3 separate regions of the Mus musculus genome follow, and all the other regions are linked to region 1. A link is a contact called in ENCODE POLR2A ChIA-PET data. All regions are on one chromosome and are shown on one strand. Each heading gives the region's core, a stretch centred on a gene start or an enhancer-like site at or near the end of the contact. The rest is flanking DNA. Distances are from core to core; before and after follow the strand shown. Region 1 holds the start of Calr (calreticulin). Region 2 holds the start of Tnpo2 (transportin 2 (importin 3, karyopherin beta 2b)). Region 3 holds the start of Nacc1 (nucleus accumbens associated 1, BEN and BTB (POZ) domain containing).

What was found. ChIA-PET counts read pairs that join two places held with the same protein, here RNA polymerase II (POLR2A).
Region 2: POLR2A ChIA-PET joins it to region 1 with 20 read pairs in embryonic stem cell. The contact joins the promoter of Tnpo2 here to the promoter of Calr in region 1. POLR2A ChIA-PET finds 5 or more read pairs at or near these places in 4 of 5 experiments (Patski and embryonic stem cell).
Region 3: POLR2A ChIA-PET joins it to region 1 with 25 read pairs in embryonic stem cell. The contact joins the promoter of Nacc1 here to the promoter of Calr in region 1. POLR2A ChIA-PET finds 5 or more read pairs at or near these places in 3 of 5 experiments (Patski and embryonic stem cell).

What each region holds. Positions count from the first base shown.
Region 1 is chr8:84,844,483-84,849,353 of GRCm38, reverse strand. Calr (calreticulin) reads left to right here and starts at 2,423. Exons shown (of 9, transcript NM_007591.3): 1 at 2,423-2,646; 2 at 3,003-3,104; 3 at 3,289-3,492; 4 at 4,389-4,483; 5 at 4,571-4,780; 6 at 4,863-4,871. The coding sequence starts at 2,556. It overlaps 1700122E12Rik (a long non-coding RNA gene), which reads right to left and starts at 2,207. Exons shown (of 3, transcript XR_106144.5): 1 at 2,034-2,207; 2 at 1,059-1,284.
Region 2 is chr8:85,034,978-85,039,848 of GRCm38, reverse strand. Tnpo2 (transportin 2 (importin 3, karyopherin beta 2b)) reads right to left here and starts at 2,956. Exons shown (of 25, transcript NM_001364032.1): 1 at 2,872-2,956; 2 at 1,360-1,514. The coding sequence starts at 1,458.
Region 3 is chr8:84,685,103-84,689,973 of GRCm38, reverse strand. It overlaps Nacc1 (nucleus accumbens associated 1, BEN and BTB (POZ) domain containing), which reads left to right and starts at 2,112. Exons shown (of 6, transcript NM_025788.3): 1 at 2,112-2,299. Trmt1 (tRNA methyltransferase 1) reads right to left here and starts at 727. Exons shown (of 17, transcript NM_001164559.1): 1 at 625-727; 2 at 66-342. The coding sequence starts at 322.

The DNA of each region.
Region 1 (4,871 bases), core at 1,174-3,673:
GCCTTCATGTGGTTGTTGGGAATTGAATTTAGGACCTCTGCTCGCTTAGGTCGGCCTCACTCACTCTGGTCAACCCTGCTCGCTCAGGCCCAAAGATTTATTTATTATAATACGTAAGTACACTGTAGCTGTCTTCTGACACACCAGAGGAGGGCGTTAGATCTCATTACAGATGGTTGTGTGCCACCGTATGGTTGTTGGGATTTGAACTCAGGACCTTCGGAAGAGCAGTCAGTGCTCTTACCTGCTGAGCCATCTCATCAGCCCTACCTGATTTTCTTAATTAAAAAAAGAAAAAGAAAAAGAAAAAGAAAAAAAAAGTGAGGGGTTGGAGAGATGGCTCAGTGGTTAAGATCATAGACTGCTCTCCCGAAGATCCTGAGTTCAAATCCCAGCAACCACATGGTGGCTCACAACTATCTGTAATGGGATCCAATGCCCTCTTCTGGTGTGTCTGAAGACAGCTACAGTGTACTTACATATAATAAATAAATAAATCTTTAAAAAAAAAGAAAAGAGAATATAGTGTTTGTGTGCATGTACCTGCATTACACATCACAACATAGTGTGGAGGTCAGAGGACACCGGCTCTCACCGTCCACCTTATCTGACACAGGGTCTCTCTTCTTTTCTCCTGCTGCATTGCAAGCAAGCTGGTCAAGTGTGATTCTCATGTTCCTGCCTGCTATCCTGCTGAAGTATACTGCGTTTACAGTTGTGCATTACCACATTCAGGGTTTGTTTTTTTTTTAAAGCTTTTAATTTTTATTTTATTTGTATAGATGTTTTGCCTGCACGTATGTCTCTGTACTATTTACACATCTGGTGCCCACAGAATAGGGCTTCAGACCCTCTGAAACTCAAATTACCTGGTTTTGATCCTTCATGTGTGTGTGCTGGGAATAGGACTGGGGTCATTCAGAAGAGCAGCCAGTGCTCCAAACCAATCTCTCCTGTCCTTTATTTCATTGTGTTAAAGCAGTGTATCATTTAACCCAGGCTGGCCTCAAACTCACTATGCAGCTGAGAACTGAACTTTTGACCCCTGCTTCACTCACCGTCTTGGGTACTAGGACAAAGCAGAAGGCATCAAGCATATGTGTCAGTGGCACAGGACTGGAGGGAGGGTCAGGTCAGTCACAGGTCTGTCAAGATCATGTTGAACTTGGGTGTCCTCCAGTGGGACCTTCACCAGCAATGCTGAGTTCTGTACACTGCCTGGGGGACAGGGTGGAGACCCAGCTTCTTGACCTCAAGTGTCATTGCTTGACTGAGTTCCTCTCACTGCAAAGGAAGCACGCCATTTTTGTAAGGATTCCTTCTGCGCAGTTCATAGTCTTGTTTCAGGGTTCCCAATTCCTCAGTTTGGAAACACCTCCCATCCCCCATCCCCTACAGGTACTGTTCTTCCTCCTCCAGGCAGCAGGCAGAGTCACATGATTTGAGTCAGAGGACTCCAGATCCAAGGGTCCTGCTTATCTCACTAGAACTATCACCATAGCCATCTGTGTCCTTTTTCCTCCTCAAACGGCACCCCTTGCCTTCTGCCGTTTATTGCAAAAGCCAAGTCGTTTGTGGGAGACCACAAGAAGTGACTCCTTTCATTCTCCAGCTTAAGAGAAAGAGAAAAAAAAAAAAAACAAAAATCAAAAAACCCCTACTTCTCACCCAAGAAAACACGCTTACACTCACACCCCTGAGACTTCTGTGTTTCCTGCTCTTGAACCGTGGACAGCCCTAAAAGGTTTAAAAGCATTTCTGTCAAGATAGCTCAGGGTCACCCCTGTTGGCTTCTGACATTTCAGGGAGGCGAAATGACTTGTATCATGTCACACAGGCTGCAGGGAACTACGGGACGAGAGGAGAAAGCTGGTACGTTCTCTATGGCCTGAACAACTGTGGAACCAGAATGCAGCGAAACCTCAGGATCCTGGCTGGCCCTTGACCTTATCCTGAATAGGAAACGCTCGCCATCGGTGGGCGTTCCCTAGGTGCAGGACAGACGGAACGTGAAAGTTGCAAATAATCCTTACTTCTTCCCTCTGACCAGAGAGGATGGGAAAGGGCCGAAGCTAAGGACCCGTCTCGGTCCCGCACCGCACGGTTAACACCTGGTACCGCTCGCGCGGATTCTTTAAACGACTCCTAGCGAGCCAGAGACTCTCAGCAGCAAGGGCGGGGTTGGGCTGAGGTTCAGTCACGTGACCGTGCCTGAGTGGGCTAGCGGCCCCCACCCCACCAGGGGGCGTCCCCCACAACGCGTGGTCGACCCTCATTGGCCCATAGTGCGACCAATAGAAATCAGCCATCTGGGATCCCAGCGTTCCGAGCCACAGCCTAACTTGCTGAGCCAACTGGGAAGCAATGGAAAGGGACAGCTGTAGGTCTAAACCAGTCAAAAGGACCGAGGGGCGGGCTCAGCGGCTGTGTCAGGTTCGGGTGAGAGGTAGGTGAATATAAATTGAAGCGGCGGTGGCCGCGTCCGTCAATACCGCAGAGCCGCTGCCTGAAGATCGTCTTAAAAGGCCTGTGTGCCGCCGCCCCCTCGGCCCGCCATGCTCCTTTCGGTGCCGCTCCTGCTTGGCCTCCTCGGCCTGGCCGCCGCAGACCCTGCCATCTATTTCAAAGAGCAGTTCTTGGACGGAGGTAAGGTCTGGGCCCGTCTCGAGGCCGCTTAGCGACTGCTGGGCCCCGAGACCTCGGCTGCCTCGTCGTGTGTAATGTAATTACCGTTCAGAGGGCCAACACTGTGGCCCCAGAGGGACTAGGGCCGCGGGCGGTTCCATGTGTGCGTCCTTGTGGGACTAGGAAGGCTCAGCCGTTTCCCGCCCCCAGAGTTAGGATTCGTCCAAGGACCTGAAGCCCATCGAGATGTCAAGTTTGAGGTTGGGATGGGAATCCCCTTCCCCACCCCCACCTGCTTGTAGCTCCTGACAGACGTTGGTTATGGGGGCGGGGGTCGGACGGCCCCGCTAATCTGACTCTATGCCCTTCCCTTTCAGATGCCTGGACCAACCGCTGGGTCGAATCCAAACATAAGTCCGATTTTGGCAAATTTGTCCTCAGTTCTGGCAAATTTTACGGGGACCTGGAGAAGGATAAAGGTACAAGGGAGTGGGTGCAGGACAACTTCCTGGAGGAAGCTGTAGTCAGCACATACATCTTGTTGGGGCTTTTCCCAGGAACACGGGAGCCAAGGACAGGTGGAGGAAGGAAGGGAGGTCAGCCGTGCCCCTCTAGGTCTAGGGTATTCCGGGTTCACCTGATGACAGTCCCATTTCATCACAGGGCTGCAGACAAGCCAAGATGCCCGATTTTACGCACTGTCCGCCAAATTCGAACCCTTCAGCAATAAGGGCCAGACACTGGTGGTACAGTTCACGGTGAAGCATGAGCAGAATATCGACTGTGGGGGCGGCTACGTGAAGCTGTTTCCGAGTGGTTTGGACCAGAAGGACATGCATGGAGACTCAGAATATAACATCATGTTTGGTGAGGGGCCCCCAGCCAGTGCTGACCTCTGCCGGTTGGACAGTGGGTGCAGACTGAAACCCTTTGTAACCAGAATGCTGATCTTCATACCATGGAAAGCACTTGAATGATGAAAATTTTTGTCCTGAAGGACAACTTTATTAGTTGGTGTACAATATTACTTGAAGACTTATATTGTTCATTTGTATGATATTTTCTACGTGTTAATAATTTTAGAAATGATGCTAATGACAGGGTCTAAAAATCAGTGAAAAATCTGAGCATGTGCATATTTCTTCTGTACTCAAGTATGAAAGGGTGTGCTAGTGTGAAGGTCAGAGGGCAACTTTGGAAATCTCTTTTGTCATCTGGGTTCTAGGATCAAATTTGGATTGTCAGGCTTAGTGGCAAGTACCTAATTTACCACTGAGCCATTTGCTGGCCCCAGAATGGTAATCGTTTCAGATTTGTAGTCTTTTATGCCTTTAATGGATGCATTGAAGTCAGATGTATAACTGTTCCTGAACAGTTAGGACTTTGTATAGAGAACCTGTCTCAAAAAAACAAACAAACCCCAACCAAAACAGGTTTTTATTTCTGGATAGCGATGGCTGTGTATATGTGTAATTCCAGCATTCAGACCACTGAAGTAGATCAGAACTTTAAAGGCAGCTTCAGTTAAATGTAACAGTCTCCTCTGTCAAAAATAAAATAAGAGCTGGAGATAGAATTCAGTGGTTTCAGAGAACACAAGCTCAGTTCCCAGCACTCACACAGTGTCCTGTGACTCCCGTGCCCACTTCAGACCTCTGCAGGCTCCTGTGTATGCATGGTATATAGTCACAAATAGATGAGGTTAGGTCTCCCTTTCTCAAAGGATAGAGCCTGCCATCAGCCTGCATATGCTTCCTACATAGGTCCGGACATCTGCGGTCCTGGCACCAAGAAGGTTCATGTCATCTTTAACTACAAGGGCAAGAATGTGCTGATCAACAAGGATATCCGGTGTAAGGTGTGCCTGGGGTAGTCATTTAAATGGCTGTCATGGGAGGTCCCGGCAGCCTGGTGGGAGGGACTGCTCACCTCCTTCCCTCTTCAGGATGATGAATTCACACACCTATACACACTGATTGTGCGGCCAGACAACACCTATGAGGTGAAAATTGACAACAGCCAGGTGGAGTCAGGCTCCTTGGAGGATGATTGGGACTTTCTGCCACCCAAGAAGATAAAGGACCCTGATGCTGCCAAGCCGGAAGACTGGGATGAACGAGCCAAGATCGATGACCCCACAGATTCCAAGCCTGAGGTTAGTGTTGGGAGGGTAGCTCCACCTCTGTCATAGAATGGAGGACATCTGGGTCCACTTTGACCTCCACGTGTACTCCTAGGACTGGGAC
Region 2 (4,871 bases), core at 1,707-4,206, 190 kb before region 1:
TAAAAAAAAGAAAGAAAGAAAAAGAAAAAGAAAAGAACAAGAAAAACCAGCCAAGGGGTCTCAAGTGGTAAAATATGCATCTAGCATGTGTGAGACCAGACCACTGAGTCTCCAGTGCCATTAAGAGAAAACTAAAGCTGGGCATGGTGGCACACGCCTTTAATCCCAGCACTTGGGAGGCAGAGGCAGGAGGATTTCTGAGTTCAAGGCCAGCCTGGTCTACAAAGTGAGTTCCAGGACAGAAACCCTGTCTCAAAGAGAGAAAGAAAGAAAGAGAGAGAGAGAGAGAGAGAGAGAGAGAGAGAGAGAGAGAGAGAAAACACAAGTGAATGGCTGAGTTTCAGGAGCAGGACTTTGGGGTGCAGCTCAAGAATAAAGCAAGTGGCTAGCATGCTCTAGGCTTGTATGTTCCAGTCTCAGCCCTGCAGGAAAAGGTGATGGACTAGTCCCATTTTCAAGTGAAATTTGATACTGCTTCAAACATTCAATTTTTTTATTTGAGAAAGTTTTCATAAGACCAGGTTACTCCTAAACTCCGAGATTCACTAGCTTCTGCCTCCTGAACGCTGTGATTAAAGGTGGATGCTGTCATGACCATATATCATTTAAAATTCTGATCTTACTCTAATTTGCTTCTCTGTTGCTGTGATAAAACACTAAGGGTTTGTTTTAGCTCATCATTGGGAAGTCCCAAGGTAGGAACTCCAGGAATATAACTGAAGAAGAAACCTCTGCATAAAGCTGCTTACTGGTTCCTTCCCCGACTCACATCCACCAACCTTTCTTATACAGACCAGCATCAATTATTATCAAGAAAATTTCCCACAGCCATGCCCACAGGCCAATCTGATTGAGATAATTTTTCAACTGAAGGCCCCTCTTCATAGGTGTATCAAATTAATAACAAAACTAATCTATATCTATCTACATATATATGTATATGATATAAAGAGCTCTTAGGAAAAAAGTTTTCAACTTCAAAAACACTCATGTTGCAACTCCAACGTCCCTACCTATCTACCCTCATTCTGACAAGGCATACCACTAAAATCTGCGATGGCTGGACTTCTTAACCCTGGGTCCTTGCTGAGGCATTTTCCCTGTTTAAGCCTCCAGGTTCCCGTCTGTTAAAGGAAAGTTACCAACACTCAACAGTTACAGGATTAAGTACTCAGTGAACATCAGACATGCCCATCATTTTCTCCACTCCAGAAATGGAACCAAAGACCTAAACCTTTAATTCATGTTCTCTCTCAGCAGAAAAAGTCTGGGAATCAAGAAGTAGTCCCTCCCTCTCTGGCCTTCACGAGGTGCAGACATCGGCACTGTTCCGTGAGCCCCGGAAGGAAAGAAGGATACATCCTGCACAATGCGCTGAGTAGCTGTGTTGGGCGACTGCGAGTCTTTGAGAAGCTGCAAGACCTGCTGCAGGCCCTGCTCGTCTGGCTGCCAGTCCATGGCGCAAGGCGAACTGCAGGGGTAGGAGCCTGGATCAGCGCTGGGTCGCTGGAGTTCTGTGTGAGACCCAAGTTGAGTCCCCGAGGCAGAGGCGGCTGCATGCAGACGCAAGCGCTCTCCGCCGAGAAGCGGAGGCCTCCAATCCGCGCCTGTCCAAGTGCGGGGTCCCCGCCAGCTAAGCCATCCTCGGCCACGCAGTCGCGGGCTCGGGAGTGCGAGTGGGGGGAATATAAAAGCGGGCCATCAGGACCAGCGGCGGGGGCGCGACGGATCCACATCGAGCCTAACGAGGAACCCTCTTTCCAAAGCGATCCACGCCACCGCCGCCCCCGGTTACGGGCCTCACGGCTTCCGCCTCCCTCCAGGGCGAGGGGCCCCGCCCCAGCGGTCTTTCAGGTGAAGGCTCAGTCCACGAGGATTCCCTTCCCCAAAATCCAGCCTTCCAGCTCCACTAGATGCCAGCCGCCTCCTAGATTTCTGAGCTCCTCTAGGTCCCTAAGCGCCCAGATCTTGCTCATCCCTGCTCCCTCTTCTAAACCGGCTCTACAAGCTCAGTAGACGCCACATGGCCCCCTTTCTGACCTAGACGCGGCCCTGTGACCCTCCTTAACCAGAATACAAGCAATACCCGATAGGTTTCCAATGTCTCTTTGAATGAGAGCCAGTCAGAATCACCCAACCCACGACCAAAGCCCCCAATGCCCGCTGCCTGCCCCCAATCAGATCTGGCCAAGCTTCTCTAGCTCTTACCCTCCGCCCCAGTCAGCAGGAATTAATGCTGACGGACCTCTGGCAGCTCCCCCAATCAAATTCCCCTAAGCCCCCTCCCACCCCCTCACCCCCGATCACTTCACGTCGGAGACCCCATCCGTCCAATCCCTGCAGCTTCCCTTACAGAGTCCCGCACAAACACCCGCCCGGTGCGCTACCCTCAACGGATCCCACCACCGCCTCGCAGCCAGACTCAGCAAAGCCCTCTGGTCTCAAGTCTGACGCCCCTCCCTATTAGGACTAAACAACCTTCCCCTCTCAACTTTCAAGGCTGTCTCCCCCGAATCAGACCCAACCAAGCCCCGCCGAAACAGATCCCCACACACACCCGATCCACGCGACGTCCCCCGACGATTCCCCCAATCAGCGCCCCTCCAGCCCGACCCCAGCCGCCCCACTGGCCCGCATCTCGTGGCACCCGAACCTGCCCGGGCGCCGAGGCCCCACCCCTTGAGATCAGATCAGCTCCCCCTCCCCCGCCCGGCCCGTTCTGCCGGCCTCGAGAGCTGGCCCAACCCGGTACCCCGCCTCTCAGCCGGGCGCGACCCCGACGCCTGGGCGGCGCGCGGCGCAGGCCCAGAACCCAGGGAGGTTCGAGGCGAGCTGAAGCCAAGGGGCCCCGGCCGAGCGAGGCCCACCTACCAGGCCCCGGGAGGCAGCGGCGGCGCCTAAGTGCTGCAGCTTCTCCAGAGGCTCGCGCGGAAGGAGGGAGCCAGAGGCAGGGAATTAAAAAAAAAAAAAAAAAAAAAAAATTAAACGCGGCCGAAATGAACAATTTCGGCTTCCGTACGCCGTTCAAACTGGCCTACCAAAGCCAATCGGAGAGCGAAGCACTCACACGTGATCTGGCACAGAGTGGCCCTGGCCAAGTTGAGTCACGTGAGAGAATAAGTACCGCCTCTAGGCCTCTCTTGCCATTAGGTCCTCCCAGCGTCTCGTTTCCTTTTCCTTACTGCAGCTTTCTTCTTTCTTCTTTAACGTATATTGGTATTTTTGTCTGAACCATGTGCGCGCAGTGCCGTGGGGATCAGAAGATTGCATTGGATGCCTGTGAAGCTGGTGGTGGTGAGCCATGTGGATGCTGAAATCAAACCTGGGTCCTCTACGAGAGCCCACAGTACTCTTAACTGGCCCCAGCCCCACTGAGTTGCAGATTTTGCTGGAGCTAGAAATTTAGTAGTGCATGGGTGTTTTCGGTGTGTAATGGACCTAGGAATCCTTCAACTACAGCTAACCGTGTCCTTACTACAACTCCCTAAAATTTAAACTGTTCCGCAGTCCGGCGTGCCTCAGAACTGGATTGGGAGGGAGGGAGGGCAGGGATAGGGAATAAGGCAACAGTAGACCCCTCTGGTGCCAGGAAAGCTACATCACAAAACCCTTTGATCAAAAATAAGTTAAAATGAAGCCGGGCAGTGGCGGCGCACCCCTTTAACCCCAGCACTCCCTGATCTATGGAACTGGTTCCAGGACAGCCAAGGCTACACAGAGAAACTGGGGGAGGGGGTTAAAATGTAACTTTCTCTTTCGCTCCCCTAAACAGCACTACACCGACGTAAAGAGCAGGGCAGGCAGCTGGCGGTGCTGGATTTTACTAGAGCAACTGTCCTGTTATTGTTCAATGCTGTTTAAACACTTTTTACATGGGACTGAAAAATAACACGTGGCCATTTTTTGTTCTGTTTTTCGTGACAGGGTTTCTCTGTGTAGCTCTGGCTGTCCTGGAACTCAATCTGTAGTCCAGGCTGTCCTCGAACTGAGAATCCGCCAGCCTCTGCCTCCCAAGTGCTGGGATTCAAGGCATGCGCCACCGGATTTATGTTTGTTTTGCCTGCATTTATGTCTGCATCACGTTTCTGACGAGACAGTCAGGTGTTGAATCTCCTGGAACTAGAGCTACAAGACAGTTGTGAGCTGCCATATACGATTGCTGGCACTCAAAACCAGGGTCCTGTAGCAAAGCAACAAGTGCACTTAATCGCTGAGTCATCTTATTCAGCCCCTGGCAATAACTTCTAAAATAAAACAAGGCAGCTAAATTCGATCAGAAGACCTAATCCCTTAACCTACCTTAAAAGTGAGATGAGGATTGCCCAGAGCAATTTAGGCAAGAGCCAGGTCATGAATGCTTCTGCCGTTTGAATTCAGTAGTTTTTCCTTTTCAGCCGTACACCATTATAGAATTGGAGACCCTGGTGCTTTCTTCTACCCCCTTCCCGTCTCCATCCCCTCCTAGTCCTACCGCCGATAAGGGATTCACTCTTCAGCCGCACCTCTATCTCAGTGGATATAGCATAATTTGCTCCGTTAGAGATGATCCATCCAAATTATGCTTACCTGACCTTAAGCTTATTGAGCAATAATGATTCAAATCATAAATTATTTGAAAATGTAGCTCTAAGCACAGCTCCCCAGTTGACTGCAGGTTCGTTTTCTTCTCGCCCTGCTTAAACCAATATTTACTAAAGTAACCATGATTCGAATCCCAAAGTACTACCGAGGCCTTTGATAGGTTTTGCTGTGGTTTCTTTGTTTTGACCTTCAGGTGAGGGACAGGTCTATGGGAATGCCTCAACTTGAAAACAACTTAGCCCACTCCCCATTGGCACGATCAGTCCCAGCAACCTTCAGTCATGAAAAAG
Region 3 (4,871 bases), core at 863-3,362, 160 kb after region 1:
CTCGTACAACCTCTACCTAACTGACCAACTCCCCTTGGCCAAGCTAACCCGCGACCCTTGCTCACGTCAGGTCCCGGTTGAATTCCTGCACCGGGTTATAGAAAACCTCGTTAGCACTGGGAAAGACGATTTTGGCGGCGCCCTCAGTGACAGTCGCAACCGGGTCCGCGGGTGGGCGCTCTTCCCAGGACCGGGTGCCGTTCTCCATCGCTGGTGGAGAGGGAGGCTTCTGGGCCTTCCGTTCCATGAACTGAGCTCTACAGAGGCTGTGGGCCGGACGGAGAGGACGGCTTAGCCACAGGATCGTCCTCGCGAGGGACATCCGCGGGCGCCTCAACCCGCCTGCCGTTTTCGAGAGAAGGGAAAAGGCATAGGGAGGTCAGAGAGCTGCATTCTGGGGCGGGGGTGGCCTCTATATCTATAAAGTAGAAACTAAAATCCGGTGGCCTCCATAACATCCTGCGTTCTCGAGGGCACTGGACCCAACAGAGGCTAAGGCCCGCGGCTCAGATTTCCCAACACACACACCCGGACAAACTTCTCTCTTCGGCTCAGGTTTCCCACCACACCCACACACCCACCCACCCACCCACCCACCCGGACAAGCGTCTCCCTTCCGCTCACAGGATCCAACGAGTCACGGTGCATGCTTCTCGCATTAGGGCCTGGGAGCCGCCATGTTGGCAAAGAGGGCGGGCCAATCACATGACAATAACTGACCAATTAGAGACATTACCTACAGTGGGCGACCAGGGTCAAGACTCTTCTAGGGAAGGAAGTGCGCAGGCTACACTACACCAGTGATTCTTAATAATACAACTCTTCTACAAGGGAGTTTCACTAGTTTAATTCAGGGCAAAAAGCGGAGGCACTCTGCACCTTTAGATGTCTTCTGTGTGCACCTTGTAGGTTAACTCAGGCTCTAGAATAGTATTCACTGTCTTTGAATCTCAGTCCCACCACGTACTCTGGGCAAGTTAATTAAAATGTAAGGCTCCTATTTCCCTTACCTGTTAAATAGGAATCTTAGCTGTCAAGGGCAAAGATTAAATAACCGAATGCCTGGGAAGTGTGCAAAGGAGCCACTCAGACTGAGTGTTGGCCTAATGTATGCATCAGGAAAATATGGAGATCCGGGATGTGAGAGTTATCTTAGCTTGCCTTGCTATATGTTATCTGTTAATTGGGGGTAGAGGGCACTCTTAATCCAGGTTGTCCTGGAGTTATATAGCCCAGGGCAGATTAGAGTTTCCTGCCTCAGTCTCTCATATGGTGAGATTTCAGGCATTTCTACCAGGCCCAACGGTACTTATTTTGTTTCAAAATTTTATTTTTTTGTTATTTTTGTGTATGTGTGCAGTTGTGTGTAAGTCCTCAAAGAGCAAAAAGGTGATAGTTTCTAGAACTGTAGCCATCTGACATGACTGCTGGGAACTGAACTCTATTCAACAAGAGCAGTACACACTCTTAATTTTTTTGAGACAGGGTTTCTCTGTGTAGCCCTGGCTGTCCTGGAACTCACTCTGTAGACCAGGCTGGCCTCGAACTCAGAAATCCTGCCTCTGCCTTCCAAGTGCTGGGATTAAAGGTGTGTGCCACCATTGCCCGGCCAGTAGACACTCTTAATCCAGTCCGCACTCTTCTGTTCTTGACTCTGCTACCCATCCAAAAAGTAGTCAGGCCTCTCTAACATTAGTTATAAGACGTATAATTATCTGAGTTAGTGCAAAATGCTAACAGAACTTCACATCGCATAAGCATCCTGAGTTTTCACTTTATTAACCTCTTGAACCTAAGTTTAAATCTTCGTATTCACTTTCCTGTGATCTTGATAGTTTACTCAGCTCAGCTCCATGAAACCTCATTTCCACAAAGAGCCTAAACTGTTCCTGGAACAACAGTTGTTCTCATTTTACAAGAAACTGAAGCTCCAAGATACAGAGCAACCTGTCCCGCAGTCACTCAACTTAGCCCGTCTACAGAACCGAGACCCGGGAGGAAAGAGGAGCTGGTGAGAACCGAAGCGCTCGAAGCGCGGCTAAGCTTGCCTAAGGGGCGGGGCCGAGGCAGTTTTCCTCCCTGCCGGCAGCGCCGTGCGCTTCCTCGGCGCTCGGCTGGGGCGGCCTGGCCCACAATGAATGGCCGCCGCGGCTACCACTGCTGCTGAGGCGGAGGCCGCGGAGGCCGCAGAGGCGGAGGCCGAGGCCGAGGCGCAGGGAGGCGCGCCCCGGGCCCAGGCCCGGCCCCAGCTGCCGCTGCGGAGCCCGCCGGGAGGCCCCGGAGCGCGGCCACAGCGCAGGTGAGATGGCCCGCCCCAGGCCCAATTCCGGCCTCCTCCCGCCCGGGGCGGCCCGAGGACATCAGAGGTTCCGGCGGAGGGCCGAGAGGCGAGGCCTCCGGGCGCCCTGCTGCGAACCAGAAGCCGAGCCCGCGGCGCTGACAGCGGCGGGAGGGCAAGAGTGAGATGGCCGAATCTCAGCTGGCGGCCTACAGCGTCCAGCCCGCGGGCCCGGCCCGCAGGGCTTGAAGGCCGCTCGGGGGAGGCGCGGGTCGCGGGATCCTTGAAGTCTCAGGGCCGGAGGGGGTAATCGCGTGGAGCCGGCAGGCGAGGCTGGAGGGGGGAGGGGAGGCCTCGGGCTGGCGGGGGGTGGGAGGGCGGAGGGCTGCGCCGCCCGAGGGAAAAGGCCTGGAGGGGTGCGGGAGGGCCGGAGCTTGCAGGTAGAGGGCGCTGGGGAAGGGGGTGGGCGGGTCAGGTTACAGGCCTTGGGGGGAGGTGAGGAAAAGCCCGGGAAGTTAGACTTGGGGGGGGGTGGGCGGAGCTTGCTCGAGTGGGGGCGGATTGGAGAGAGCCCTAAGATATTTGCAGGGGGTCGCACGAGGTCAGAGACTAGAGATGTGCGGGTAAACTCCGACGGGAGGGCATCAGGTAAGGCTGGGCGTGTTGGGAGTTTGCAGGCGGCCCAGGGCCTATGGTTTAGGATGTGGGGAGCAGGTTAGGAAAACCTGGTGTGAGCTAAGGGATCTGCCCCCCCCACACACACACATCTCCGTATGTTTGCTTAGGGTCAGAACCGGGGGGGGGGGGTTCCTCTTTCCCACGCCTCTTCTCTGACACCTTGGCCAACTGCTAACAAGGACAGGCCAGCGGCTGGATGGGAGTTAGCGTGGGCTGCACCGGATACCTAGTTCAAACATCTTGTTTTCGGTGTGTATGGCCCCTACTCAACCCACCGCCCTACCCCACCCACTATGGAGGCAGCCCAGCAGACATTACCTGATTATTCTAGAGTCCTGAAATCGTTCTCAGCCTTCTGGCGCCGGAACCTGGGGGCTCCAGTCTAGAAGATGAGCCCTCACAGCGTTGCAATACGCCCTAGCTTTCCAGGCCCAACCTGCTGCCTGGGCCTGAATTCTGTCTCCTCCTGGGAGATAAAATATTCTGTCGCCTCCTGGGATGGTGACTGCCTGAAGCTCTGTTGTGTCTTTGAGACAAAACAGGTACCTACACATCCTGACTTGTGCCTGGGGGAGGGAGAAGGAGGGCTCCTGGTCCCAGGGCCTTCCCTCCCTCCTTGGTGCCCCTTCTAGGGCAGGTTGTATGCTAAGCGTGGAACCAGCTAGTTCATTGATTACTCGCCACCGCTGGGTCTTTGGCTTTCTCTTTTCAGAGAAAGAAGCTGGGGTTCGGGGCGGGGCTTGTCCCTGGTCATATGACTAGACTGTGGCCTATGCCTATTAAGTCAAGTTCGCCCTCCTTGGGTATCAGCAGAGAAATTCCTGCTGTTCCAATTCCCTGTTGGAGTCTTCTTGGACCTGGCCTTTCCTGGGCTCTCTAGACCGGCTCAGTCAATCCCCTTGCAGTAGTTCCAAGGAACTGTGTGTGGGCTTCTTCATCCTGCTCATACCTTCTCTCCCATCCCGCATCTGGGAGTCAGGGGCACGGGGCTCATGAAAGTGCTGGTTCTGCTGCAGGAAGTGGTTGTAGAAGAGGGTGGTAGTGGTTTGGGAGTGAGATTTTGCTTTGCCTGGACTTTGTGCGCCTTACTTTGGTTTCTTAGCACACTGCTCCAACTCTAGACTAATTGCAAGGTTAACAGTGTGTTCCTTGTTTTGGAAGGGTAAAGTTTTTGTTTTAGTGTTGTTTTTTTGGTTGATGTTACTCTAGCTCAGGCTGACCTTGAACTTATTATAGCCTAACTAGTCTTAAACTATAGCCCTCTTGCCCATCAGCCCAGTGCGGGGATTGTATAGGAATGAGGACCACACACTGTCTTGGTGACTTTGACTGGACATCCTCAGCACCAGAGTCAGCTACAAACTTCTGGGTTGCTGGTATCAGGCAGTACTGGGTTTATTGATGATTTTCTTGAGTCTCCATTTTCCCTCTTATCCTTGGAGTTTCCAGAACTCCACCATCTTCTGGGCCATGCCCTCCAGCCTGGTCTCTTGATGGGGGAGGGGAGCTGAGGACTGGTCCAGCAGCCTGTGTTACAGAACTTGGTGCTTTCAGATTGTTTTCTCTGCTGCTGCAGCTCTCCAGGAAAACCCCCCTCTTGCCTCTCAGTTGTCTCTGTTAGTTGGGCTGATATCACCTCAGCATCTTTAGAATTACCTTTATTCTCACCACTGGCTGCTGCTGCTGCAACTTTGCTTTAGCTGTTGATGCACAGAGACCGATGTGGACCAAGGGGAACTGCTGGGGCATAGACTGGCTGGCTGTTCCTAGGCCTTAATGAGTCAGGTATCCAGGACAGATGGTGTCAACTAGTTACAGCTGGAATGCAAAACTGGTGGGAGTTGGCCCTGCAGTATGAAGGCAGAAATGGCCAGGTGGCCCCTCCACATGCAACTAGAACAGAAGGTGCACTGGT